Linked DNA regions of Homo sapiens: regions 1 and 2 are each linked to region 3. A link is a loop called in an ENCODE intact Hi-C map of the cell type or tissue named here. Cell type or tissue: A673. All regions are shown on one strand. Links, peaks and the distances in the headings refer to the core of each region. The heading gives the core; the rest is flanking DNA.

What was found. Peaks named below come from ENCODE experiments on the same cell type or tissue, not always from the same donor. Only the 100,000 strongest peaks of a DNase experiment are listed, where the experiment ranks them.
Region 1: a loop joins it to region 3, with 2.5 times the contacts of the local background. A loop is called at or near these places in 5 of 110 quality-filtered maps.
Region 2: a loop joins it to region 3, with 4 times the contacts of the local background. A loop is called at or near these places in 53 of 110 quality-filtered maps.

The regions. Positions count from the first base shown.
Region 1 is chr11:126,568,957-126,579,930 of GRCh38, forward strand. All of the region lies in intron 1 of KIRREL3 (kirre like nephrin family adhesion molecule 3), which reads right to left. All of the region lies in intron 1 of KIRREL3-AS1 (KIRREL3 antisense RNA 1), which reads left to right. Among named protein-coding and RNA genes, the nearest start is that of KIRREL3-AS1, 31 kb to the left of the region's middle. In A673, for the core only: a CTCF peak has its summit at 4,898 (motif pointing right); no DNase peak of the experiment used is centred there.
Region 2 is chr11:126,413,897-126,423,216 of GRCh38, forward strand. It overlaps ST3GAL4 (ST3 beta-galactoside alpha-2,3-sialyltransferase 4), which reads left to right. Exons shown (of 11, transcript NM_001254757.2): 11 at 65-742. The coding sequence ends at 151. Among named protein-coding and RNA genes, the nearest start is that of ST3GAL4, 63 kb to the left of the region's middle. RefSeq lists an enhancer at 2,598-2,892 and silencers at 2,659-2,788, 2,889-3,058. In A673, for the core only: no CTCF peak of the experiment used is centred there; a DNase peak (open chromatin) is centred at 2,775; H3K4me3 peaks cover 619 bases; H3K27ac peaks cover 872 bases.
Region 3 is chr11:126,307,966-126,316,661 of GRCh38, forward strand. All of the region lies in intron 2 of DCPS (decapping enzyme, scavenger), which reads left to right. Among named protein-coding and RNA genes, the nearest start is that of TIRAP-AS1, 8.0 kb to the left of the region's middle. RefSeq lists an enhancer at 3,453-3,522 and a silencer at 7,849-8,054. In A673, for the core only: CTCF peaks have their summits at 2,684 (motif pointing right) and 2,889; a DNase peak (open chromatin) is centred at 2,736; H3K27ac peaks cover 345 bases.

The sequences.
Region 1 (10,974 bases), core at 2,774-7,773, 260 kb after region 3:
CTGGAAATGTGAGGCCAGTCAGGAAGACCAGCCAGGTGGCTGTCATGGGAGAGGCCAAGGAACCAGAGAGCTTGGGAATGGAGAGGAAATGATGAATCAGAGACATTCCAAGAAGAGACAGTGGTGCTAAGTGACAGAGTGGGTCAAGCAGAGGAAGAGGGCAAGGATGACCCCAGTGTCTTTTGTGGGATATAATGGACAAAGAGACATGTCTGTATCAGAGTAGGGTGATGACAAAGGAAGCCTATTAAGTCACAGGTGATAATGGTACATTTCTGGACTTACTGTGTTCGAGGTGACAAGGTTCTAAAGTGAAGAGGACTTGGATGATCATGTGAGAAGGAGTTCTAGGCTGAAGAAATATTTTTAACCAGTTGCGTTGACCTCAGAGGGTAAACATTTTGTTGGGGGAAACAGCAGTTGGATCCTGTGGGTAGACTCTGCTACAAGCATTAATCCTACCCCTCTGGAACCAGGACACATTAATAAATGTGACTGGTGTAAAGTCCAAGGCACAGACACTCGCAAAGAGGCCACTAAGTGCTGGGCACTATGTGCAAGAGAAAAAAATAGTAGGCAAACTTCCTAGCCCAAAGATACTATAATCCAGTTGGCTATACAAGACATATACTTAAGAAAAGGTAACTAAAAGTCAGAGACAGGTAATAGTTCGGTAAAGAAAGTCTTGAGGCAGCACGCAAGTTATTTCTGCATGAATGGCAATTCTTACTGCAGGAGTCCCCAGGAGGAAAAGACAGCTTCAGGCTGTGGGATGGTGAGGGAGGTCCTTGCAAAAGGCCTTGAAAGCTGGAGATTGTCCCTAGTTTTGTCTTAGTTTTGGATGTCTACCAATGGCCCTCTCATTGGTTTTTGTCTATCAATAGCCATCAGTAGCCATTCTGCCCAGCGATGCCATTCTGATTGCAGAATGATGGGGTCTTCTGTTTGGAAAGTTTTCACTTTGATTCTGCTAAACTGCTTTCTGCATCGGTTCTGCCTACTCCTATTTTCAGCATAATTACTCATATCCCAGGCAATAATAATGCCCATACATCATGCAAAGATCATAATTTTCTGATCAACCTCTATCATAAAGAGGACTGAAGAGTGGAGTAGCAAAGGTATATTAATCCTGACTAGTGCCTGGCCCTGGACCTCCAGGACGAGTGATAAATGTTTAATTAGCCCAATAATACCTGTTTTATAATTTTTGGATCTCATTGCTTGCTAATTCTAAGTTTACTAAATAACTATAAACTTTACGTTGTTGTAAAGACATAATTGCTTCTTCATTGCTTATTTCATATGAGTTAATTATACTAGAACTAAGTTTTTCCCCATTCATATTATCAATTAGTTGTTTTAAACTATTGATTTGTATTTAATTAACTATGCTATTACATACCAATTAAATTCATATAAGAGGAATCTGAAACAGCTGTGGTCTTAAATTACGTTTTTGAAATAATGAGTTCTATAACATTTCATGTCAAGTTATTGTCAGTTAGGAAGAGTTGACAATCATTTGTGATAATTCCAAAAACTTGTTGTGACCCGCCAGCCCATCTCACCAGCTCCAGCAGGCAGCAAGCCTCCCTCACACACCTGCTGATCACGTGCCGATCAGCACCTTACAGCTTGGTAAGCAGTGGCAGTGCCTAACACTGGGATAACCCTTTGCCAGCCCTGCCTTCTCCAGCCTGCTCCAGCCATGCCATTATTTGGCTGGCATAGCTCTATCCCCCATGCGGCCAAGGCAGGCATTATCAGCAACTCCTCACCACCAGCTGTGGGGTCTAGAATTATCTGTGCTGCTATGTCTCAGATCCTGTGTGCCTGCAGGAAATCTACATGCCCATGTGGTCATCTATCCTTCGGCTTCTCCAAATCTCTGCTCACTGGCTTAAGTCTGTACATCTCAGGTGGGAAAAAAGACAGCAGTCATTTGCTGAGCTGCAAGGGACATTTAACTTTTCTCATCTCGTTTCACCCTCACAACACCTTTATGATCACAGGTGTTATTCTCCTTGTTGTTATTTAGCGAGAGATTGACACTTTAGAGGAGTGAGGAGTTTGTCCTGAGTCCCACAGCTGGCAAATGGTGAGGCTTGCCGTACACCTCCATGTTGGTGCTTGTTGGTGCGTCGTGCCATGCTCTGTCTCCATTCTCTGTGAGATTCGACTCCCAACCAATTCGGAGTCTCAGCCCTTTGGGCTGGCTTTTTGATACCTTGCCTAGCTCTTATCATCTTTCTCTCCTTGGAGGGCTGGGTTCCTCCCCTACCCTCAGACACTGCCTGGGATCTTTCTCCCAACTGATGAATTGCCTGGAATTCTGACACAGCCATCAGCTTTCTCTGGGGCACTTGGCCATCAACATGGGACCCAAGGTTGGCAGAGCTCACCCCACTCCTCTGTACACTGAAAGTGGGACACTGGTTACTATCTTTGGGGGCTGGGTGCAGCCCAGCCTTGCCCCTCTCCCTTGGCCAGCATCACCAAGTGTCTGCCACCTGGGACCAGGCTCATGTAGTTCACCATCACAATGAAAGCTGCCATGTGCTGATTGCTTATGCTTCATTAGTCTCTGGGCTGAGCACTTTGCATGCCTTACCTTCTTTATTCCTCATCAAAACTCTATAAGGTAAGTGCTGTTATTATTCCTATTTGACAGAAGGGAAACCGAGGATCCAAAAGGTTACAAAACTTCCCCAAGGTCACATTGCTAGTAAGTGCTGAGGTTAGTAAAGCTAATCATGAATGAGATTCTTTGGACTTCCAGTATAATCCGTTTGTGAGAGGGGTGGGGCGGGGGGATGTTAAATAATGTTGGTTAAAGAATTTTACGGGAAACAGTTTTATCCCATGTGCAAGGATGCCTCAGCCCGTCTCTGATTTAACGTATCTAATTCCAATGAGTTACTTGCTAGGTGGGGGAACAGAGAAATAGGATCATGAAGGCCATTCCTGTCCTCCAGTCTGTCTTCCACACACCCTGTGAGGAACAGGGGCTGCCAAAAGCCATATGCCTGAGGGCTGTTAGACTTTTCCTAACAGAAAGTTGGAAGTCGTGACTAGTGTTTGAATGGGGCCAGATGCTCGACAGCTATGTGTCCTACCCCTGGGGAGGCTCAGCCTGGTCCATTCAGTCCATCATGGCTGGGAGGCCAGGCAGGAAAAGGCATTTCTGCTTTCCTTATTTCTAGAAGGACCAAGAGTTCCCAAAAGACTAAGACTGAAGGCAATAAGGAGGCAGGCAAAGTCCCAGCCTGCCTCCAAGTATTCCCTTCCCCAGCCCCTACAGTTCTCTTGAGGCCAAGATCTTTGCAAAGCCAGAGGCCCAATAACAGGTTATACATACAAGACTGATTTGTGAAATTAGTCTTTGCCCAGATTAGTGAATGTGTGGATTATTAGCTTTGCTGTACAGGTGAGGCTCAGGGAAGCCAAGCAATTTTCCTAAAGTCACACAACTGGGAAATGGACGACCCAGGATTAGAACCCAGGCCCATTTGGTTCCAGAGCCCAGGCTTGCTGTGCCCTTCTTCCAGGATGTGGTCCCAATGTCATGCACACAGCCCAGCTGACCAGCAGAGACCCCAGTGGGAAGAGGGGACCCCCCCCCCGCCAAGCAGGTGCTGCTGATGGAGTCACAGGCATCACTGTCAGGTGGTCAGGAGCACTGAGAAGCCCTTGTGGGAGTGAGGCTCCTGGAGAGCCCCTTTCTCAGGGACTGGAGAGGCAGGGAGGTGGGGTGAGGTGGGGAAGCGTGGAGAATGCCTGCCTACTCAGGGTGTGCAGGCAGCAGGGGCGGGGCTGCTATTTAGTGATGGGCTTACAAACCTTCTTGTCACCTATTTATGGCCCACATAAAACTCTGATCACTGAGGATTAACTGAAGAGGGTCCTAGCAGGGCCACACGCTGACTTTAAAGAATTGATCACTGGAGTCAGGCAGTCATGTCCAGCCCCTGCCCTCAAGCCCCTCACATGCTGCCGAATGAGTAGGGGTAGGGGGAGATGTCTGCTCTCACTTGGCACAAGGGAAGGGGGCAGAGAGAAGAACAAAATGTCCTGCGAGTGGGGAGTGCAGGGTTTTTAGGGGTGGAGATGTGTGGGCTAAGGTCCAGTGGGCTGGGAATGCCCCCTCCACATTCTGGGTGGAAAAGCGGCACAGGAGGGAGGCCAGGGGACAGCACGTCCTTGCCCCCAGCCAAGTCACAGTCACAGCTGCCTGGTTCACAGTCCAGTGGGCATGCGTTGCCTCGCGGGGTGGGTCCTGTTCACCCAGGAATGCTGCGCACCTTCACTGGGGTGGAAGGAGGGAGGGCTCTCCAGCTCTCCTTGCTGTCTCTCCTCCCTCACACGTTTCCGCAGAGAGGACTGTCCTCTAGGGCATTGTAACTTGGGCCACCTTGGGAGCTGAGGCTGGTGAGGAGCAGAGGATGAGGAACTGGTGAGATCTCCCCAACAGCAGAGCCAAGCCCAGGCAGCTACCCGCTTCCCCCACCCACCCCAGCCCACACAGCAAGGAGGGAAAGTAGGCGGTGGGGTTAGGAGAGGACCCAGCGGAAAAGGCAGGGAACCCCGCTGTCCTCCCATTACTGAAATCCTCCTTGAGCCTTACATACCCCATTACGACGCTGTATCCTATAATTAAATTGAATCTGCCAGTTACCTCTCAGCACGGCAGCAATTCAAACTCATTGGAGGCTTTGTTTATTTTCATTTATTTATTTATTTAGTAATTATTTATCTAGCTATCCAGAGAGCTAGATGGAGGCCCTAGCCCAATGTTTCTTTTGTCTTCAAAAACAAGAAAGCTCAAATGCAGTCTCTCCCACTTCAGGTCAAGAGAGGAAAGGAATAACAGAGACCACAGGGTGGCAGCAGATCCGCGGGGGGACCTCTTGCTGGGGGGATATCGCTGGGACAGGGTTAAGGTCAAGATTGCAGGGGAAGTTTTGTCTGCCTGCCAGTCATGGTCTGGACCCTGCTCCTGATTCTACCCATTCTATTCTTGTCAGAGATACTTTATGGAAAGTCCACACATTCCAGAAAGCTCCATGGAAGCCCCTTACAGGCCCCAGACAAGGGGCTTCATTCTGAGGGACTAGAACATCGGTTGCGGAATGTGGAAACCAGGTTAACTGAGTATTATTGGCAACTAACACACCTGCAGAGCTTTGCAGTTGAAGAAGTAAATACATGTTCTTCTTTAACCCTAAACATTTATGGAGGACACTGAGGATGAGAGAGGTTCCACAACCTCCCTTGCTCAAAATCACCCTGCTGCTAATGGCAGGGCTAGGATTTGACCACAACGCTTGGGGTAAAACCAAACTCCCCCACCTCCTTCAGAGCCCCATATCCAAGCTGGTGGCCCAGCAACAAAAATCAAAGCTCTTTTCTTCTCTTTAATGATAACCTTTCAGCAGTGAGTGGGCAAAGGAGAGCATGATGGCTTTGAGTATGGAATCAACCTCAAACAGGTCCAGGGGAGCGATTCTGAGCCACCAGCCATCACTCAATAAGAACATGAAAGTTTATTTACCACGAGGCCAGCCCAGTGGGAGGCAGATTGCTACTATTAGCATGCCAAGGACTGCACAGACCCTGCACGTCAATAGCTGAGCCCCAGAGAAGTGACCCCTTTTGGGGTTATCCAATCTAGCAGCCCCACCAGAGCAAAGGACGAGGGTGGCTGGGATAGTGTGTGCTTACATGTGTGCACGCATTTGGAGAAAGGGAAGGAATTCCAGACTTGAGATGGCTCCTTAGACTTAAATCTCCCTTGAAAAGAAAATGCTGCTTATGAACCACTTCCACCCTTGCCTACCTACTCCTGCCAACCCATTCATTTGTTTATTGATGAGCTGCTTAATACTTCTTGGAATAGGAATGAATAGTACGAGAAAATACCTGGGTCCACACTGGCAATTCCTGGGTCTATTCTGGAACAATCATGCTTACAAGGTTTTCGGTGCACATGGGAGGTGGGGATCAGTGTGTCTCTGGGACCTATTTACCCCTATGAACCACTGGGGTTCTTGACTCAGGCTCTGTCAGTCCACAGAGGGTGGTTATGGCAATGTGGAGGAGGCCGGTGGCCCAGGGCCTGAACTGCAGGAGAATTTATACTTCTTGTTCATCTGGAGAAAGTTCTCTGGCCAGAGGACACAGTGAGGGAGCCTGGTTTAAAAAAAAGAGGCTTAAGCTAAGAAGCCCGGGGAGTAGGAAGTTCTATGCTACCCTGGCTTGAAGCTTTGGACAGTCGGGGCAGGTTCTCTCTTGGCTCCTGAGGCCAAGAGAAGCCAGCCTAGGAAGGTTGGACCATTGATCCCACAGCCCTGGGGCCTTCTCACAGTAGTGTGGGTGTCACAACCACCTCTTAGCTCTTGATCAGAGATATCCACCTTCAGTCTCCTCAATGTGTACAATGGAGAGGTCTTGGGCTGCAATAAGGACTGGAGATAATGTATGTACAATACTGGGAGGGAAGGGTAAAGAGAGTTGTGTTCCTAAACCCTGTCTAAATGTATGGAACCAAGGCCGGACACATTGTAAGCCCCTATAAATGGTACTTACTTATAAATATAATATATTATTAGAAAGTACAGGGGTATGCTAAAAGTCAGGAAAATAATAAGATACTCTAAGATTAGCCTGAGGAATCCAGTTCTGTAGCTTGAATAGAGACTGCTATGTTGTTGGAGTTAATACCCACAGCAGCTCAAGGAACAGCTTTGTTCAGCTCTCAGAGGAAGGGGCTGCCTGGTGGCTGTCCTGGGGCCGCTGTTCCTTCTATCAGGGATTCTCACACCCCTCTCAAGCATCACATTTCATTCATAGTTCAAGAGCCCCCAAGAATCTCCTCTGTGTGTGGCCTTCTCCACCCCTACCCTTGCAGATGGGCATCCCCTCCTCTGGACACCACCCCCCGCCAACTGCCTTATTCATACCTCTTCATTCATTCATACCTTTGCTATGAGACTCCCTTATAGATGCGACCACGGTTTTGAATTTTTGCTCCAACCCTCCCAGACTGTGAGGTGGGAACCATCTCTATTAATCTCTAGAACCTGGCTCAGAGCCAGGCACATAGTAGGCACTCAGTGCACATGTGTATGTGACGAGTAACTCCACAGACAGGGATGATCTACTCTAATGTTCAACAGATTAATATTTGATTTAGCACTGTGTGTCCCTTCAAAATTCTGGGGGCCAAGATGAGGGCTGAGGTCTGAGATCTCTGCTGGTTTGAGAATGGGACTTCCTCCTACCTTCATTTGTCCTTCCTTTTACAGAACTATAAGTCAGCCTCAGGTATGGGTCAGCTTTATGTAGTTAACCTTCCAGTCATTCAGGTTTTTATCTTTGAGTTTATTCTAATTTCATTCATTCATTCTCATTCATTCATTCATTCATTCAAGGAGAGCTCACTCTGTGTCAGTTCTGGCTGTTATGGATATTGTGATGAACAAGACAGAGAAGAATTTTTGCCTTCCCAAGCTTCCATTTTAGACAGCTTCTATGTAGTTCCTTTCCCTTACACGTAATTTAGAGGTAGGAAGTTTCATGTGGGTTTGGGCAAATTATTAAACATCCCTGGACCTCAGCATCTCCATCTTCAAAATGCTGTCACCAAACCCTCTCTCAGGCTGGCAGTGTGCCACCCACCACAGCTTGGCCTTGCATGGCTGGTGCTTGGTACCACCAGTTGGTTTGAATGTGGGTGCACGTGCATGTATGAGTTCATTAATTTGCTTCCTTTCTTCTCAGGCACTTAGATTTTTGATGCACACTGAGAGGGTCCTTTTTAATCAGCTGAGGAGCAAGGGATTCCTGAGCCACAAATGAGGCTCTCCCTACTGGAATGCAGAAGGAAGGACAAGAGATGAGCCTTTACTGAGATGCTGCTATCTGCTGGGCACTTTACACACACACAGTTATGCCATTTAGTCCACACTGTAACTGGGGAGGGAGTTGTTGCTTCCTGTGCTTCTCATATGAGAAAACTGAGGCTGAGAGAGGCTCAAGGGCTCCCATAACTGAAGACCCGTGCCTTCGCTGCTGCCACTCAACCTCTGGGTGGGGGATGGGGTGCTCAGTCCACGTGGAAGGAAGAGAGAAATAGAATGTCACAGAGCTCTCTTTCAATAAAGGGCTCAGCAAAATGTTTGTCTTAGCCGCGTTTCCTATCGACCCGGTGTGTGGCACATGGATTAAGTATGCAGTTTGGTGGTCTTTAAAGGATGAACATTTTCTCTAGGATCAATAAGCTGAGTGAGTTTGGGTCTGAATTCATCAAAATGTCACCTGAAACAAATTCAGTATCAGGACTTCTGCGCTCAGGTCAGGTCGATGGGTGGGGGCAGAGACAAAACCCAGGGAATACCAGGTCTCTGGGAAAAAGGTCCAGGGCATCTGTTGGACAAATTTGGGTCTGATAACTCAGAGTGGGGAGGGGGTCCTAGCTGGCAACCAGCATCCTAGAAACTAACCGCTGGCCTGGTACAGTGGCTTATGCTTGTAATCCCAGCACTTTGGGAGGCCGAGGCAGGTGGATCACCTGAGGTCAGGAGATCGAGACCAGCCTGGCCAATGTGGCGAAACCCTGTCTCTACTAAAAATACAAAAAAAAAAAAAAAAAAGATTAGCGGGGCGTGGTGGCAGGTGCCTGTAACCCCAGCTATTCGGGAGGCTGAGGCAGAAGAATGGCTTGAACCCGGGAAGCGGAGGTTGCAGTGAGCTGAGATTGTGCCACTGCACTCCAGCCTAGGCAACAGAGTAAGACTCTGTCTCAATTAAAAAAAAAAAAGACACTAACCGTCCTTTCTCTGGTCTAGACGTCATCCTTACCTTCAGAGAGAATAGCTGAGTGAGAAGCTGTGTGAAACTGCCCAGTTCTAGATTCTTCGAACAAAAAGTGTTTTTGAGGTTAATCAGTGCCATTCTCACACCCAGTGCTAAAGGATTCCCCCTTTAGCACCTTGGAGAAGTAGTCACACTGGTTTCCCTTGGATCGTTCTAAAGACAGGGAGCTCATTACTTTGGAAGCTGTGGTTTTCATTTTTGGAGAGTTTAAATAATTTTAGAGTTCTTCTATGTTGAGCTTAAATATTCCCTACAGCCTTGCAACTTTGCCTCATTAGTCCCAAATTTGCACTGTGAGGCAACACAGAATGAGACTAATCCCTCTTCCACCCAACTACTGAGAAGTTTAACAGACAATCTTTTCTTTTCCAAAATAAACAACCCTTAGGATGTTTCGGTCCTGGGATGCTTGCAGCCCAGGAAATGCTCCCTCCCTCTCCCCTCCAGCTTCTCTGCAAATGCAAGACTCTGGCTTCATTCCCTGGTCCTTCCTCAGTATCTCACAAAGAAAGAGGAGGGCAAAATGGGAATTCATTGGAAGAGATCCTTGGTTCACACGCTAGGAAAGAAAAGGGATGATCTTGGTCTTGGCGTGAACTTCCACATGAACGTGACTCCGTGCCTACCTGCTAATAAGAGCGGGAGTGTGGATTGTGCACATAGGTGGGGACGGGGTGAGAACTTGGGGTGTGGCGTGTCCCTGTGGGTGGACACATTGTGAACAGTAAGTATCATGAATGTGTGACAGCATGTGGGGCACGTGGGTGAGCGTGTATGCATGTACACAGGCTGTCTGCTCAGGTCCTGGGGGAGGGACTCAGAATCCGCCTCACACCCATGGAGAGTTCTCGCAATGGGTATGGCAAACTTCCTGACCAACAGGCTTCTGGACTTCTGACTCAGCACCAGTCCTGCTCCTTCTGTCTCAATGACTGTCCCCTGTCCCTGGAGATGTAAAAGTTCCAGGCTCTCCTACCACACCTAGGCTGGACTTACTGATTCCAAGGTGAAAATAAGCCATCACGTATTGACCATCTGTCAGCAAGTATCTACCCTGCAAAATACTTTTCACACACTCTCTCACTTATCCTCACCATGCCTAGAGATGGGACTTTGTCTCCATGTGACTTATGAAGACACTGAGGACCAGCAAGGCGAGACAACTGTTTGAGGCCACACAGCAACAGAACCAGACCTCGATCAAACCCAAAGCCCGTGCTCTGTCCGTGTGCTGCCTCCGAGAAGCCATGGCCAAGAAAGGTCTTTGCACCAGAGCTCACCAATGTCTCGGAGAGGTCCTCCCTTCCTGCCAGCCATTGATGATCCTGGAGGATGAACGGGTCGTCTAAAACAGATGACGCTGGTGCGGGCCCCAGGGAGTTCCACCAAGAGCCTTAGGATTTATCATGTGGGAGGGTAGTTAGTTCCCAAACGCAGGTGAGTATAAAATCCAATTTCTTAAATTGCATCCAGGGCCAAGGGGTGCAAGCTGCTCTGTCAGTTATGACTTCCTCGGGTACCTGAGACTGTAGCTCCTCATTTCCTAAATCCTCCTGCTTGTTGTCTGAGCTTTTAGCCCTCTGATTTACTTATTAGATTTCTACTGTGCCTTTTCTCTGCAGAGTGCTCAGTGTCCCCAGGAACCACTCTCTAATTTAACGAATAACTTCTCTCATGAGCAAATGGGGTCCGGGTTCATGCAAGAAGCCAGTGGAAGAGGAGAACTGGGGAGACAGAGAGTGAGAAAAGGGGCAGAAAAAACAGGGCAGGGTACAAAGGAGGCAAATGCACCACCTGTGGCCCTAGAGTGGGGAGCATTGAGGTTGGATGGCATTTGTATCTAGAGTTGCACCTGGATCTGGACAATGCTTCCAGGTTACCACTGCTGGTAAGCAATGTGCCCAACCACCCTCTCTGCTCTCATGACCCCCTGCCTCTCTCCACCTCTGCGTGATGTTTTTCTGTTCGCCTGTCTGTCTCCTTGAATTGTGAGGTCCTTAAAAGAGGGAGCCAAGTCATTTTTTTTTTTTGAGGCAGAGTCTTGCTCTGTCACCCAGGCTGGAGTGCAGTGGCACAATCTTGGCTCACTGGAAGCTC
Region 2 (9,320 bases), core at 1-5,000, 110 kb after region 3:
ACTTTCCTGGGGACAGAGAGGTCCCTGGGAGTCCCTCAGTTTATTTCCTTGGCTGTCTCCACAGGGGTCAGGCCATAATGTCTCCCAAGAGGCCCTGGCCATTAAGCGGATGCTGGAGATGGGAGCTATCAAGAACCTCACGTCCTTCTGACCTGGGCAAGAGCTGTAGCCTGTCGGTTGCCTACTCTGCTGTCTGGGTGACCCCCATGCGTGGCTGTGGGGGTGGCTGGTGCCAGTATGACCCACTTGGACTCACCCCCTCTTGGGGAGGGAGTTCTGGGCCTGGCCAGGTCTGAGATGAGGCCATGCCCCTGGCTGCTCTTATGGAGCCGAGATCCAGTCAGGGTGGGGGCGCTGGAGCCGTGGGAGCCCGGCCAGGGCAGGGGGCTCGTTGCTGTGGCACCCCCTCTCTGCCAGCACCAAGAGATTATTTAATGGGCTATTTAATTAAGGGGTAGGAAGGTGCTGTGGGCTGGTCCCACACATCCAGGAAAGAGGCCAGTAGAGAATTCTGCCCACTTTTTATAAAAACTTACAGCGATGGCCCCACCAAGGCCTAGACACGGCACTGGCCTCCCAGGAGGGCAGGGGCATTGGGAATGGGTGGGTGCCCTCCAGAGAGGGGCTGCTACCTCCCAGCAGGCATGGGAAGAGCACTGGTGTGGGGGTTCCACCGAGAAGGGGACCTCATCTAGAAAAGAGGTTACAAACCTACCATTAAACTATTTTTCCTAAAACGGAAGCAGTTGTGATGTCCTGTGTCCTTTCAGGTGGGGGAAGGCATGGGACAGGGTGTGGCAGTGGGCAGGCTTGTTAGACCAGAGCAGGGCATGGTCACTCAGGAAATAATGACTTATTGAGTCCAGTGTTGGGTGCCCGGTCATGCATTATCACCCTGGCATAGCAGGAGAGTGAGTGGTGCTCACAGCACCCGTCTGCAGGCACCCAGCCTGGCACCCGGCACCCTGGGTTACTGCCCAGAGGAGGGAGGGGCTGGAGGATGCCAGACGAGAGTGCCAGAGTCCTCTCCCACCTTCCTTCCTCTCTTCCCCACCATTCTTCAGTTACCCAAATCTCATGCTTGGGAGGTATGTGTTTTAAGGACAGGGGTGGGGTCAGACAAAGAAAGCCAAGTTTCCCTTCTCAGATTAAGTGGGAACCAGAAAATGGAGTTTATGGAAGGTCTTGCCAGCGGCCCAGGCTGCCAGGATGGGATGGGCAGGCCTGGAGGGCAGTGTGGAAGGGATTTGGCAAGGCCTAACAGCCAGTTGCTGGGCCAGGGGATGAAACGGCTTCTTTCCTAGGTCTTTAGCATCCTAACAATCCTGCCGTTTGCCTGTCTCTCCCGCCTTCGTTCTCCATCTTCCCAGATCCTGCTTAGCTGCCAACTGGGCTTCCTGCCACCCCACAGCTGTTCCTTTACATCTGGAGCCAGGAGGGAGAGTTGGAACTCCCCACTTGGGGAATGGAACTGGCAGCTGTATTCCTGGCTTTCTCGGAAAGAGTTGCGGCCTTGAGGTTTTGAGACAAGCCAGGCTGGGACAGGACAGATAAAGAGGGGCAGCAGTTTGGGAGGAACAGAGGAAGATGACATGGTTCTCCACAGAGCGTTGGAATGGCCTTGTGGACACCCACTTCATCCCCCAGAATGGCCCCAAGGACCCTCCCAGGGAACAGAAGGGCTGCTCTCTCAGCAGCCTGGCTGCTTTGCCAGGGGAGAGGGGGGTTCTGAGAGCGAGTAGAGCCCCAGCATCTGCAGCCCCAAGCCCACTCCCCTCCACACGGGCAAACTTTGTCTTGAAGGCTGTGTCCTGGGGAGCGAGCTTGCAGACAGCAGGGGTTGTGAGCGTGTGGGGATCTCAACTCTGCTCACCCCGATGCGTCCCCAGCTGCCGCTCATGTGGAGATGCAAGGGAGTGTCCGTTTTCCCATCCGGGGCCATTGAGAATGGCTGTCTGCATACATGATCCAGCTGGCCTGGACTGAGGCCACTGCCTGTTACTGAACGTGCCTAAACTCAAGCTAGAATCCGGCACACAGGGGTGGGTCAGACCCGTCTAAACTCCACACACGCACACATGTAGATATGGGAGCATTTTACATTCTTGGTGGGTTGTTTGTGATTCTGTGTGCGGACAGTCCTTCCTGCTCACATACTGAGAAGACTGTGAATGCGGGGTGTGTGTATACCCAAATAGACCATTGTTTGCTTGGGGGGGTGGGGATAGCTTTCTCCAGGGTGCCCAACATCCTACGCAGATTGAGGCAATACTGGCCAAGGGTCGGAGCTGAGAATGGGGCTTTGATGTGGGGCTGTTGGATGGGGTTCTTTGGTTTTCTGGGAAAGGGACTTTCAGTCTTCAATTAGCCCAACCAACGGGAATGAACTGCCTGCCAGCCTGCCTGGGACTGATTAAACCATACCCTGGAAATGAGGAGGGGAAAGAGCACAGTAGGGCACGTGCTTGAGGGCAAGTCAGGAGATCTGGGTTCTCCACCAGCCTCTGTCGCCTTTTTCTGTAAGAACGTGGGCCAGTCATTTCTCTGCAACAAAAGGGTGGGTCCAGCTAAGGAGAACCGCTTGTCTCAGAATTACCTAGGGAGACTTGGGAATAGAGATTCCTGGGTCTCACCCAGGCTGCTGGGGACAGCAGGATCATCGCACGGGCCTCTTGACTCTACGGCCTGCGTGTAAAGCCTGCGCTAAGCCCCAGTGTCCTTCAGCGGCGTCAATTAGGCGCACGCGCAGTTTCCTCTCCGGAGGGGCGGGCAGGGCAGGGGAGGGAGGAGCTACTGATGTAGCTCGCCCCGCCCTGGCGTCAGGGCCGTGCAAGCGTTGTCCGCATGGGCGCCGCGCCGACCCTCGCGGCCGTGGGAACCCGCCCGGAATCTCGCAGGGCCTGTCGCGCTTCGTCCAGGTTGACGGCCTCCTCCCCGCGCTTTTCGGGATGCTGGCCCCGGCGCCCCGCCTCAGGCGAGGCCGGCCCCTCCCTGGCAAGCGGCTCAAGGCTTGGCGACGGCTCAGGGGAGGCTGGGCGGACTAGGGGGCCGCGCCCCTCCGAACTCTCGCTGGGCCTCGGTCATGCCACCTGCTTTGGGTTCATCGCAGAGGCTGGGGTGAAACTGCCTTAGGTTGCGAGGGAGTGGAAGAGCTCTGTCCCATCGAATTTAGATCCTGGAAGTCCACAGAGGGGAAACTGAGGCCCGGAGGAGAGAAGGGACTCCCCGCTTCGTCACCTTGCTGGGCAGGATAAGAGTCAAGGTCTCTAGTGCGGGAACACTTATAAATGTTACTCTGTGTTCACATCACATGGTGTGCCTTAATTTTGGATGCCAAGGATTTTATTTACATTTTCCAAGGACACAAATGCATTCCGTTGCTTTCCTCCAGAGGCTGCCTAGCCTACGAGGAGTTTGAGCTTGGAACAGGTTTTTGTGGGAGACAGTAAGGTGCGATGCACACCAAATAGGGACAGTTGGACCGTGAGTTCAACTCCCTGCTCTGTCGTTTAGCCGAGTAAACCTCTGCTTCTCCATCTGCAAAGCAGTGATCATGCATGTCTCTCTCACAATGAGGTTTTAAAGACCTAATGGGAAAATGATCATAAAAACATTTTGTAGAGTGTAAAGTATGATATCAATATTAATTGGAAAGCTGCCTTGCATCGTGGAAAATGCCAGAGGGTATGAAACAGGTTAGGTACATTTGTAGGGCCAAATACTTGGCCAGGTAGTGAGTAACATGGCTGGTTACAGAAAAGTCTTTGTCTTCAAATCACCCACAAGGTAGGTAGGGGAAGGTAAGACATCAGTGAAATGACTGCAACACAGGCTTTGCATAATCAAACGATGAATAGTGTTTAAACTGCTTTATATTGGTGGTTTTCTTTTTCTTTCTTTCTTTTTTTTTTTTTTTTGAGACAGAGTTTCACTCTTGTCACCCAGGCAAGAGTACAATGGCAGGATCTCAGTTCACTGCAACCTCCGACCCCCGGGTTCAATGGATTCTCCTGCCTCAGCCTCCCGAGTAGCTGGGATTACAGGCGCCTGCCACCACGCCCAGCTAATTTTTGTATTTTTAGTAGAGATGGGGTTTCATCATGTTGACCAGGCTGGTCTCAAACTCCTGACCTCAGGTGATCCACCTGCCTCGGCCTCCCAAAGTGTTGGGATTACGGGCGTGAGCCACCGCGCTCGGCTATTAGCGGTTTTCAAGTTGAAGTCGGACACCTTTAGGGATTCTTGGGGAAAGAGATTTCTTGGGAGACATTATCCATTTCAATGGTACCTAGCATGCCACAGTAGATTCCTAAACAAAGGTTGAGAAGTATAACCTGAGTTTGTCAGCTCTATTCTAATCTCTCCAACCTTTTTGAAGTCTTCATTATAGCTTCGGAAAACTGTTAGTTTCCAACATTCCCATAATTCTGTACTAGATGTGGTTCCAAGAAATCAGACCTTTCTGACTTAAAAGTTTAAGGAGGGGTATGCGCGTGGTGTGCGTGTGGGTGTGTGTCTGTCTGTAGTTATAGCTGGTTTTCCTGTCCAGTTCAATCTCATTGAGTTTATCTCTCTTGTTAGAGATTTTTGGGATCCTGTGCCCAATAAATAAGAAGAGATGAACCTTGAGTCTCATTAGATGACAGATTTTTGAGAAGCTCAAATGTATGGGAAGGCTCCACTTCTTCACTTAAAGGGACTGCAGATGGTGTGAAGCAGGTGGGAGAGACCCCAGTGCTAAGAGGGTTATTACAACAGGGCTTGGCAAGAATTTTTCAGGGAAAAATGAACTTTGGGAGGCGGGTGCTGTTTTTTGCCCCATTTTGGGTTCCCAGGGAAAGGTAACAATTTAAACACACACCACCTGAACAGAGACATAGCTTCCTCTCAAGAGCCTTGGAAGGCTGGGAGAGTGGTGTTGGGTGGAGAGAATGAGAGCAGGCTCAGATGTTGAAACAACCCTAGGGGATTGGAGTTGGAATTGCTGAACTGAGCTAGTCCAGAGCCATCTATCATTCTGAGTCTTCCCAAAACACTATTTACACAGATCACCAACTTTCACACTTAAGGAGTGTCTCCCCGTTTCTCTTCTTACTAAGCATGGAGCTGGTGGAGTCTGGTTGGAGATAGCCTTCAGGTCTGTGCTCTTTTTCTCAGTGAATTTATGTTGCACTGATGGAGCCCTTGCATGGCAGGAGAGCTAGATAAACTTTTAATTTCTGTTAAAAGTCAAATAGGAAGCTCTTATCTGAAAATTCTGCTTAAATCCTTGTCTGCATCACTTTATCTCTACTTGCCTTCTTCTTTTAGTATTTCTCTGAAGTGCAATGCCCATTAATGTCACAAATGTACTTCCTAGTCCTTGGGCAGCAGAGCCTGGCCCTTTATTTTCCTTGCAAAGGAGGTGAAAGTGGTAACTTGAACTTAGTCCACCTGGACTTTGTCTCATAGAAAGTGATCTTCAGGCCGGGGCCAGTGGCTCACACCTGTAATCCCAGCACTTTGGGAGGCCAAGGCGAGTGGATCACCTGAGGTCAGGAGTTCGAGACCAGCCTGGCCAGCATGGTGAAACCCCCATCTCTACTAAAAATACAAAAAAATTAACTGGCCATGGTGGTGGGCACCTGTAATCCCAGCTACTCGGGAGGCTGAGGCAGGAGAATCGTTTGAACCCGGGAAGTGGAGGTTGCAGTGAGACGAGATCGTGCCATTGCACTCCAGCCTGGGCAATAGGGCGAGAGTCTGTCTCAAAAAAAAAAAAAAAAAAAAAAAAAAAGAAAGTGATCTTCAGAGGGATGAATCCCTTCCTATATTCAGCTTCTATCCAGAATAGTACTTTTTCTCTTGCATAACTGGGTATAGATTTCAGATAAGCTCCATTTAGTTAAACTCCAGTTATTTCCAGGAACATCTGGACTCCCTGAGACCTCACTAGCCTTCTTTTTGAGCATTAATAGTTTAGATTCACCATAAAGAAGACAGTTACAAAGAACCATTTTTTGAATGTTTTCAGCATTCCAAGATATTGCCAAGGGCCGTAAGGTTAAGGAACAGCGGAAAGAAATGCTATTTCTTGTCTGGTATTCTCCAATCAGGGAACTCAAGGAAGCTCTCTACTCAGGGGATGAGGCTGTCTCAGCCCCGTGGGTGGGCTAAGTGGACTGTTTCCGAGAAAAGCACTGGGAACATGGAGTGGCAGGCAGATATTGGCAGAGGCATAAATATAACCAGGGATGTAGATGACAATTTGATGACGTATCTTGTGAATGGTGTATATTCACAGAAGGCCTTTTAAAGATGGAGGCTGTGGGAGTAGGAAGACTTATAGGGCTTGTAGTAATGAAAGCTTTCAGTGTATGTCAAAGAACTTGCTGTTAGCGAGGACGGGAGGAGGGCCAAGGAAGAATGGCGGTTAGAGAGGGAAAGAATTAATGGTTTTGCGGCAAACATGGACTTGGCCAGGAAAACAATTCCTTATTTCTAGAAAGAAGAGGAGCTTTTAAATTTTTTAAAATTTTTCTCAGTTTATGACCTGGTTAGGAACACTGAAACATAAGGAGTTGGGGAAAGGATGGTTGGAGGCTCACTGGAAATGAGAGGCGGCTATCAGTGAATGAGCTCTTTATCAGTGACTCCCAGAGACTGCTGCTAATTTTGATTTGAAAGCTGCAAATTGCTGGTATGTGGTTACAGTTCCTAAGAACAACTTAGATAAGAGATTTTCAAAAGCCGTTTTGAAAGGGGAAGTGAAATTTAAGATTTAGTTGTCATTGGTCTACATCTAAGTGTTTGTTTCTTTAGATGTGCACACCAAGGAGCATTTAAAATAAAAATCTATTTGCAAATTAAGATAGTCTTTATTTACATTTTTATATTTTTATTTCAATAAAAAGTGTGTTTTATAGAGAAAGCTCCCAGAGAAGAAACTAATCTCAAGACTCCCTTTTGTCTTTTTTTTTTTTTTTTTCTGGTGCCAGGACAAACCGCACACATAATACCTGGGAAGAACTAATCAAACGTGTGTGTGTGTGTGTGTGTGTGTGTGTGTGTGTATGTACCTTGTGCCTTCGGTTCTGATTCCATAATAGCAAATGACCCAAGCAGCACATACTCCTCTCCAACCAGGAAGTGAGAAATGGAATTTTGGTTGACTCCTTTCTCTTGTTCTAAGAAATCTCCCAAGGACTGCACCATGTTTGTTTTCATTTCCCTGGCTCCTTTCCATTCTGGAAACTTAAAATCGGCTTCATGGCCTCTTGCTTTATAGAATTTGTTCAAAAAGGCTTCGTCAGAAATGGATTTGATGTGACATTTTTGCTCTTCACGTGAAAGTACTTCCTATTCCCTGAAAGTGGAAGAGGTGGTGGAAATAACCCTGGCCTTGGCCGACTGATCTTGAACCTGAGAATTAGAGACTGGGCCTCCGTCCAGTGACTCTGAGCCAGTAATGAAGTTTAAAGCTATCGGAAGACTGGCTGCCGTCCTTGGTAGAGGTGGGGGTGATTTGATACACAGAAGAGCTTTGTTTCCCAGGGCTTTGTGGTCTTTCCGGGTCATTTGGGGACTTAGGGTGGAGGACGCCAGTCTTGCCTTCCTAATGGAGCTGTGCTTGTCCTCGCCCGGCCTGCCCCAGAGCGCATGCTAGCACAGTCTTGCCTTCCTAATGGAGCTGTGCTTGTCCTCGCCCGGCCTGCCCCAGAGCGCATGCTAGCAGATGGCCTTTACCATCAGCCACTTCCAGCGACATTCTAGGATGAATGTGTGTATAAAGCTCATGTTTGTCACTCGTTAGCGCTTGACGCTGGGCAAGTTTTCTGGCTTCTTTAAGCCTCAACCCACATCTGTAAAATGGTGATACTTCGTAGAATTGTGAGCATTAAATAAGATTACAAATGTAGAGCACTCATTTTATTTAATGTGAAATCACCTATGGGGGAATTCGGGGCTTCCCACTGCCTTTGTTTTTCAGCACCTCCCTTCACCAGCTTTTCTGCACCCCCACTCATTTGTGAGAAATAGATAGTGCTGGAGACAGCTGAGGGATGTACTCAGCTCAGTTCAGGCTTCTCAATGCCCCAGAGTCCTCCAGATCCCCCTCATTTTTTCCCTCCATGCTCTTGTCTCTCACAAAGATCATCCTTGTGACCTCCTATCCCTTGGGCTATTCTTTGCTGCATTGGGCATTGGACAGTGCTAAGAGGGTTGGGCACCGTGCAGCCTAGTGTTTGCAGCTGCCCCGGTGCGCTCTGCTCAGTCCATATTCTTACCCTGGGTGTGCCGAGGGACAGGACAAAGGGCTTATTTTATAGAACATATTTCTTCCCCATTCTTCTCGTTTATAATTTTGGTTTCCAGGAAAGAATGGAAGAATGGGCACCTCCACCCTATTAGTGCACACTCTGTGTGTGTGTGTGTGTGTGTGTGTGTGTGTGTGTGTGTGTAGCAGGAGCAAGGGGCAGGGTCAGCTGTGCTGAGGACTAGGAGGTAAATGGTCTACGCATATCCAAGGTGGGAAGACCAAGAGAAATAAGAGAAGTAAATGAACAGATCCTCTAAAGTCATCTTTTCCTTATTCCAGCACACCAAGGCATTGTGCATATGGTCTTGGATCCTTATTCTCTGTTAGCCAATGGAAAACATATATGGAAAGAAAGCAAGCAAGCTTGCTGAGATTAACCTAGAGAGGGCAGGGGCCAGCATCCTGATGTCTATGCTAGGCCAGCATGGTACCAGCAGCAGAATGTGGGCTGTGGACATACACTTAACATTTCTGATCAGTTTTTACTCCCTCAGGCTTAGGGGCTACAAAGGAAGATAGCCAGGTTTCTGGGAAATTTCGAAGCACTTGGAAATATGATCGAAGCAGAAAATTCCTCTGAGTGGAGGAGCTGTGTAGGCTGTGTATAGAATCTGTGGATTGGGACCATCCAAGGAATCAGTGTCTGGAAAGAAGCACAAACTGGTGTGATGAAGGTTCCCATGATGGGTAAGAACTACCAGGGAAGGTTGGAGAAGAAAGGTTTAAAACTGACAAGGAACCTCCAAGCCACCTTAGGGACAATTTGGGTTCTTTAAAGTTCCATTTGAATCCCACTCCCTCAACGAGCACTCTAACTTGCCCCTGTTTATCCACCCCATCTGCCATGACCACATCAAACTTACCCACAAGCGAGGCCCTTCTTAGAACACTATTTGAGTTGTATATTAAAATGTTAGGGTGCCTGGTGGTCTAGACTCTTTCCAGCGGGTCTTGTTCTCTGAACCTCTAGAGGAGGGAACTTTGCCTTCAGAATATTGCTGAGAGGAAGGGTCCAGAATGG
Region 3 (8,696 bases), core at 5-5,004:
AGTGTGTCTGGTGCTGCAAAAATCAGTCACTTCCCTGAAGGAACCTACTTTCTGGTGGGAGAGACAACTAGTGAGATCAAGGGGGATGGGAGAGAAGGGCAAGAACTCGTGGGTTAAAAGGCAGAGATTTGTTTTTCATTGCAAGCATTTCTTAATTTATTAAAAAGAATATTCCATGCCAAAAGCCAGGTGTGACATGTGCATTTTTTCTCAAGATGGTTAGATTTTGTAGGCAGCTTTGTTGGAAACATGAGTGAGACTGGTTGACCTTAAAGATTCCTTCCAACCAGCAAATTCTGGAATTTGTTTTACAGCACATGGTGACTTTGTCATATCCTTCTGTCTTCTTGTTTGCCCTCCAGCATTTAAGAGCGGTCTGGCTTTGCAGATATCTTGCCCCACAGTCTTTTGATAGATATTCTTTTCTGCCCTCCATGAAAGGGTGCTATTGTTGTCCTTTGGAAATATGTGAACACTTCATGGTGAGACAAGCAAACCTTTCATGACTTAATGCAAAACAGCCTTGTCTTCCATTGAGCAAAAGCCAGATTAATTGGTGCAAGTTGATGGAAATGGACAGCTGTATTTCCTTTCTCAGGCAGTGACGTTTAAGCAAATGTATTCCTCAGCACAGGGCGGCAGAAGAATGACAGAAGGCACCGTGGCCAAACACAACTTGGGGTGGCCCCCTGCATTGCAGGCTCTAGGGGCTATTATTTTACTGCCACACCCTTTCCCTCACCTTCCGAAATCCCTCTACCCACCCTCCCCACCCTTGGCCAAAATTCAGAAGGTTCTGCCCGACAGATGAACCCTGTGGAATTCACAGGCTGTCCTTTTTATTTTCCCAGTCCTTCTGTGGCATTGCACACAAGTGGAGGTAGTCCCTGCTCGCCCTTTCTGTTTCTATTGTTTTTCCCAAGATAAGCACTGAAAGAGGCAGTGGGTTATTGGCCCACCACAAGTCCTTGTTCCCACTCAGAACCCCAGGTGTCTCCAGGGCCACCCCCACCCACCTGGGAGCCTCAGATGTTAGTTCATCTTTTCTTTTCCTGCCCCTTTTTTTTTTTTTTTTTGAGATGGAGTTTTGCTCTTGTCACCCAGACTGGAGTGCAATGGCACGTTCTTGGCTCACTGCAACCTCCGCCTCCCAGGTTCAAGTGGTTTTCCTGCCTCAGCCTCCCGAGTAGCTGGGATTTACAGGCACACACCACCACGCCCAGCTAATTTTTGTATTTTTAATAGAGATGGGGTTTCACCATGTTGGCCAGGCTGGTCTCGAACTCCTGATCTCAGGTGATCCAAAGTGCTGGGATTACAGTTACAGGCATGAGCCGCTGCCCCTGGCCTTCCTGCCTTCTTGGTATATAAGTCATCCCTCAGTATCCACTGGGGATTGGTTCCAGGACTCTCCTTGGATACTAAAATCTGTGGATGCTCAAGTCCCTGATATAAAATGGTGTAGTATTTGCATGTACCCTAAGCACATCTCCTGCCTGCTACAATGTAAATGCTATGTAAATAGTTATTATACCATGTTTTTTAGGTAATAATGACAAGAAAAGTCTGTACGTATTCAATACAGACGCAATGTCCTTCTTTTTTTAAGTATTTTTATTCTTCATTTGGTTGAATCCACAGATATGGAACCCACAATACGGAGGGCCGACTGTACATGCGGTGCCTTTCGCTCCTGCTTTTCCTACCAAAACTAGGGATGGGGATTTGGAAGTCGCAGCGGTTTGCTTCAGGGCCCGGTTGCTCCCTTGTTTAGCTGCATAGCTTTTCCCTGGGTGATATTTGAGGTCAGGATTGTCAAACTTTTTCTGTCAAAAACCAAAGAGTCAATATTTTAGGCCTTGTGAGGCACAAATGGTCTCTGTCTCCTCTTCTTCTTTTCCTCCCATCTTCCTTCCCAACCCCTTCTTCTTCTGCCTTTTCTGCCTTCTCCTTCCTTCTTCTTTTTCTCAACCCCTGTGAAAATGAAAATATCACTCTTGGTTTGCTGATTGTACAAATAGAGGTCCAGCTGGCCATAGTTTGTTAACCTCTGTTCCAGATTTTTACCACTCAAAGTGTGGTTTGTGAACCAGCAGTATTCGCACCACCTGGGAGTCTGGTAAAACAGAATCTCCTCCCCATTTCAGACTACAGAATCACTGGAGTCTGCATTTTAGCACAACTCCCTGGTGAGCCATATGCACGTAAAACTTTGAGAGGCACTGGTCTTTAAAAAAACACCATCTGTATGCCGGCGACGCCCACCTTTATTTCTCCATCCTTGACCTCTCCAAGAACTCCGGGCTCATATTGAAATAAAGCCCTCCTTGACATCTCCATTTGGAGGTCTCATAGGTGCAATTCAAGAATCCGATGCGCTAATGTACTTAAAAGCACTGAGCACAATACTAAGTAGTAGCTGCTGTTATTAGTCTCATGTGCCAGGCCCTATGCCGCGTACCGTAGCTTCAGAGATGAGTAAGATACCATCCTTGCCCTCACAGTCTTGTTTGGGGTCAGGGGTGGGGACATAGTGGTGAAAAGAGGAGAGTTTGGTCACTGCCTGGATATAAGGGGTGAGGTCCTCGAAGGTTGGAGCCATGTCGCCCATATTAGGTGCTTTCAATAAGTGAAGAATGAACCCACAAACTGACCTATGTGTAGATTTGTTTTCCTGTGGGCTGGGCATTCCACAGCCACAAGGTGGCAGCATTGCCAAAATAGTCCTGTGGCCCACTCCAGCTGTCCCCTCTGTGGGAAGGCCAGCTAAGTCAGAGCCTGGGACCTCCCTCTCCAGTCCCAGCCTTGGAGTCAACTCAATGCTGCCCACCCCGAGGGCCCTGAATGTGCAGTTCCTGCAGCCTCAGCCCTCTGTCCCCCTGCATGGTTGTGCCTTTGAGTTTTTCTGCTGTCTCTGGCTGCTTCTTTAGACCTCCTTCCTAGAATACTGTTTGCCTAGGGGAGCCCCCACCCCTCATTTCTGAGCTGGCCACAGTAGAAATCATGGGCTCAGCTGATTTTTTTCTGGTATTCCTCTGGTCACTGGCAACTTTCTTTTCCTCTTCAAGTCTGGAGGTTTTGCAGTCTCCTCATTCGTTTATCCCCTCCACGTTCTCAGCTGACTGCAAGAGGCTGCTCGTGTGAGCCACTCATCCTTCCAGCTGCAATGTCCATCCCAACGACATAATGGAGAGAGCATGGGCTTTAGGAGTTAGTCATGCTGGGGCACTCATGCTTTCTCATGGCATGCACTGGGGCAGCAACATGCTGTTTCTGAGTTTTAGCACAGTGCCAGTGCTGAGAACAAGCCTCACGTCAGGCAGACCTGGGTGCGAATCCTGGCTTTGCCATTTGCTAACCATGAGGACCTGGGACATTTCTTTATTCATTTAACAAATGTGAAGTGTCTGCTATGTGCCAGCTACTCTAGTAGAAGCAAGGTCTGTGTTGGTGAAGATAACCGATGTCTCCCTGTCTTTGCAGTTCTAGTGGGGAAGGCAGACAGCAAACAAGGAAGCAGATGTCTGAGTGGCCATGAGCAGGAGAGAGCCTACTCAGACCAGGGCTCTAGGAGGGCTCTCTGCAGTGGAGCTGACACCCAGGCTGAGGCCTGAAAGATGGGAAGAAGCCAGCTGTGCAAAGAGGGGAGAACACTCTGGGCTGAGGAATAGCACGTGTTCTGGGGATGGAAAGAAGAACAGAAATGAGGCTGTTATGTCAGGAGTGATGGGGTGGGATGGTGGCAGGGGTGTGTACTACAGATGAAGTTGGGGAAGTAGCTTCAGTTATTTTCTGTTAAATTAGGTTAGAAACTGAACTTACCTCAGTGGGTAGGTTATGAAACACATAAGGAAGTTTTCACAACTTTAGCCACTGCCCGCAGTGAGAGATATGTTTCACATTATGGTCTATTACACATGGACTAATAGACATGAATAGAAATGAAACTTTATTTATTGAGTTAGTTAGTTAGTTTGTTTTTGAGACGGAGTTTTGCTCTTGTCATCCAGGCTAGAGTGCAATGGCGCGATATTGGCTTACTGCAACCCCTGCCTCCCGGGTTCGAGTGATTCTCCAGCCTCAGCCTCCCGAGTAGCTGGGATTACAGGCATCCTCCACCATGCCTGGCTAATTTTTGTGTTTTTAGTAGAGATGGGGTTTCACCACATTGGCCAGGCTAGTCTCGGACTCCTGACCTCAGGTGATCCACCTGCCTCGGCCTCCCAGAGTGCTGAGAGTACAGGCGTGAGCCACCGCATCTGGCCAGAAGTGAAACTTTAAACAATGCTTACCCATCCGCTATGGCATACTCTGTAGTATTTCCTATCTAGTTTCAGCCTTATTGGTTTCCTTTTTTATTTTTTAATTTTTAAAATTATTTATTTATTTTTGGGGCAGAATCTCTCTCTGTCACCCAGGCTGGAGTGCAGTGGTGCGATCTCGGCTCACTGCAACCTCCACCTCCCGGGTTCAAGCCATTCTCCTGCCTCAGCCTCCTGAGTAGCTGGGACTACAGGCACCCGCCACCACACCCAGCTAATTTTTTTGTATTTTTAATAGAGATGGGTTTTCACCACGTTGGCCAGGCTGGTCTCAAACTCCTGATCTCGGGTGATCCGCCCGCTTTGGCTGCTCAGAGTGCTGGGATTACAGGAGTGAGCCACCACGCCCAGCTGGTTTCCTTTTTTAAAATGCTGGTCTTAATCCCCTAAATTGACTTCATGGCCACTGTCCTGGATTAGGACCCATTAAGAGAAGGTGTATAGAGCACGTGGCACAGTAGCTGTCATATGGTCTGTATCCAATAAGTGTAATTATGGTGTTGCCTCTTATTTTTTTCCACCTTTCAATTTATGTGAGCTTTAAATGGAATAATATATATAACATGGAAAAGTGACTGGCTCTGCCCATGGGTAGGTTTCCTTTCTTCTTCCTGTTGCTGTGTGGCACATGTGAGGAGCTAATGGCCCGAAGGCTGGCACCTGAGAGCTTCCTCTGACCCTCCAGGCTGGGCAGGGCCTGCATCTCCTTTCTGCCATAGCTGTCACCCTGCGGCCTGTCAATGGAGCCCTTTATTGCGGTCTGTTCTCCTTTACCTGGGGAAGAAGGGGGAGATAGCAGGGAGAGAGGTGTGGCTCAGAAATCCAGGCTGCCTCTTCAAAGGCCAATTGTTTCCCCGTGTAAACCAGGAGGTGAAATCTCAAGTTCAGAAGAGGAGACAGGCATTTGTGAGTGAGGCCAGGGCGGGGAGCAGAGGGGTGGGATCCTGGGAATCGTTTCTCTGGTTGCAGGGAACTCCCGGTACTGTAGCCACAGGCCAGGGTTTTCCGCCCTGTGCTATTTGCAGAGGCAAAACCCGGACCTCCTGAGGGAGGGGTGAGGACTTGTTTGGAAGGAGCATTTTAAAAGACAAGTCATTCTCAGAAGAGTTTGCTTGGTAGCATTGTTAATGATAGAACAAACTAGAAACAATCAAATAACAGTAGAGTAGGTAGATAAACCGAGGTATAGTCCTACAGTGCCTAGCTACAGCAGTGAAAATGAACTACAGCTGCCTGTATCAATGAAGGATAAATCTCACCATGTAGGGCAAGAAAAGCATGACACAGAATACACATGGTGCGATTAAAATGGTACAAAGTTGAAAAACAAGCAGAACTGAACAATATACTGCCTAGGGATGCATACATGTGTAATAAGACTATGAGGACAAAAAGGAAATGATTAACCCCCAAATCAGGGAGGTGATTATCCTTGGTCGGGGTGTGGCAGGACAGAGAGAATGTTAAAATTTCTGGTTATATTCTGTTTCTTGGATTGTGTGTTCTGAGCATATGTATTCTTTTTATTTTACTTAGGTTTTTAAGTGGTACATATTTTATATACATACACACCTGTGTTTTATATGTATAATGTATTTCCCAGTTGAAAGGTAAGACAAATTGGCAGGTCCTTAGATGGACTAGAAAGATCGTCCCATGAATTTCAAGGGCTGCATCCTCATTCTGAAGTGTGGTTTTCAGTCACAGTTCTCAAAGTGAAGGTATTTGGTTTCAGCCTCCTACTTCTGGGTTTTAGGCATTTGTGGACTTTCATTTCTGCAGGCTTCCCCTTCTTTGGGGTGTGGGGATGGCTGGGCCAGCCGCTTTTCTCCCCAATGATTGTTGTTCTCTTCTTTGTGTCCGTATGTCCTCAACGTTTAGCTCCCACGTATAAGTAAGAACACACATATTTGGTTTTCTGTTCCTGCCTTAGTTGGCTTAGGATAATGGCCTCCAGCTCCATCCATGTTGCAGCAAACGACATGATCTCACTCTTTCTTATGGCTGTATAGTATTCCATGGTGTATATGTACCACATTTCTTTATTCAGTCTAGATGTTGGTGTGGATGCAGTGAAAAGGGAACACTTCTACACTGTTGGTGAGAATGGAAAGTAGTACAACCATTACGGGAAACAGTGTGGAAATTCCTTAAAGAACTAAAAGTAGATCTACCATTTGATCCGGCAATCCCACTACTAGGTATCTACCCAGAGGAAAATAAGTCATTATATGAAAAAGATATTTGCACATACATGTTTATAGCAGCACAACTTGCGATTGCAAAAATATGGAACCCACCCAAATGTCCATCAATCAACAAGTGGATAAAGAAAATGTGGTATATATCATACCATGGAATACTACTCAGCCATAAAAAGGAATGAAATAATGGCATTTGCAGCAACCTGGATGGAATTGGAGACTATTATTCTAAGTGAAATAACTCAGTAATGGAAAACCAAACATTGTATGTTCTCACTCATATGTGGGAGCTAAGCTATCAGGATGAAAAGGCATAAGAATGATACATGGGACTTAGAGGAAAGGGTGGGGAGTGGTGAGGGATAAAAGGTTATACATTAGGTACAATGTACACTGCTCAGGTGATGTGTGCATCAAAATCTCAGAAATCACCACTAAAGAACTTATTCACGTAAGTTCCTACCTGTTCCCCAAAAACCTATTGAAATAAAAAAATAAAAAAATTTAAAAAAATTGCTCTACCGTAAAGACACATGCACACATATGTTCATTGTAGAGCTATTCATGATAGCAAAGACATGGAATCAACCTAAATGCCCACTTGAGGGTGGAGGGTTGGAGGAGTAAGAGGATCAAAAAACTCCCTATCAGGTATTATGCTTATTACCTGGGTGATGAAATAGTCTCTATGCCAAACCCCTGCGAGACAATTTACCTGTAAACAAAGCTGTACATGTACCCTTTAACCTAAAATAAGAATTAAAAAAAATAAAAAGAATATTTCTGGGCTGGGTGCAGTAGCTCATGCCTGTAATTCCAGCACTTTGGGAGGCCGAGGCAGGTGGATCATTTGAGGTCAGGAGTTCGAGACCAGCCTGGCCAACATGGTGAAACCCTTTCTCTACTAAAAATACAAAAATTAGATGGGTGTGGTGGTATGTGCCTGTAGTTCCAGCTACTCAGGAGGCTGAAGTTGGAGGATTGCTTGAGCTCAGGAGGTCAAGGCTGCAGTGAACTATGATTATGCCGCTGCACTCCAACCTGGGTGGCAGAGCAAAACCCTGTCTCTTAAAAAAAAATAAAAAGAGAAAAGAAAACCAGTAAAACCATTAAGGAGTATTTACATGATTGAGGCCATATTAATATGCATGCTCAACCAGAGTGCTAAGTTTCTAGTTTTTCCTCCACCTGCCCAGTGTATCATCTCCATGCCACTCAAAGGAGATTGCTTTATTTTCTCTTTGAGACAGTCTCAGTCTGTTGTCCAGACTGGAATACAGTGGTACCTCTCAGCTCATTGCAACCTCCACCTCCCGGGTTGAAGCGATTCTCCTGCCTCAGCCTCCCGAGTAGCTGGGATTACGGGTGCCTGCCACCACACCAGGCCAATTTTTGTATTTTTAGTAGAGACAGGGTTTCATCATGTTGGCCAGGCTATCTCAAACTCCTGACCTCAAGTGATCTGCCCACCTCACCCTTTCAAAGTGCTGGGATTACAGATGTGAGTCACCACGCCTGGCTGGAGAGTGCTTTTGATGTCCAGGTCGAGTGGATTCTCTTTTCTTGCATTCCAACAGTCCTTCAAATCATGCTGCTTTTTAGTTTGTTTCATATTTGAACCACTGTTTTATTAGCTTTTACTTTTTCATGGAGTTTTTAGTTGCCTCTTTTTTCATTGTGGTTAAAGGAATAATGTACCTTTACTCTGCTCTTGAAATTATCCAGTGTGATAATCCATTACATCAAGCTTGTCCAACCCGCAGCCCAGGACAGCTTTGAATGCGGCCCGACACAAATGTATAAACTTTCTTAAAACATGAGATTTTTTCCGTGATTTCTTTTTTTTTTTTTCAGCTCATCAGTTATTGTTAGTGTTAGTATATTTCATGTAAGGCCCAAGACAGTTCTTCTTCCAGTGTGACCCAGGGAAGCCAAAAGATTGGACACCCTTGTATTACATCATATTTCCTTCCTTGCTGGTAACATTGTTTCCAGAAAGCTCTTTCCTGCTTCTCCAATCTGGACAGGTGATTCTTTAAGCAAGTTGTTCAGGTCTCAATCTGAGACTTCCTTTTGCAACTTCTGTGAGTTAGATGTTTTCTGTATTCTACGTCTGTTTCTTTCTTGTTTTACTCTCTTGATTAGCTGAAGTACATTTTTTTTTTTTCAT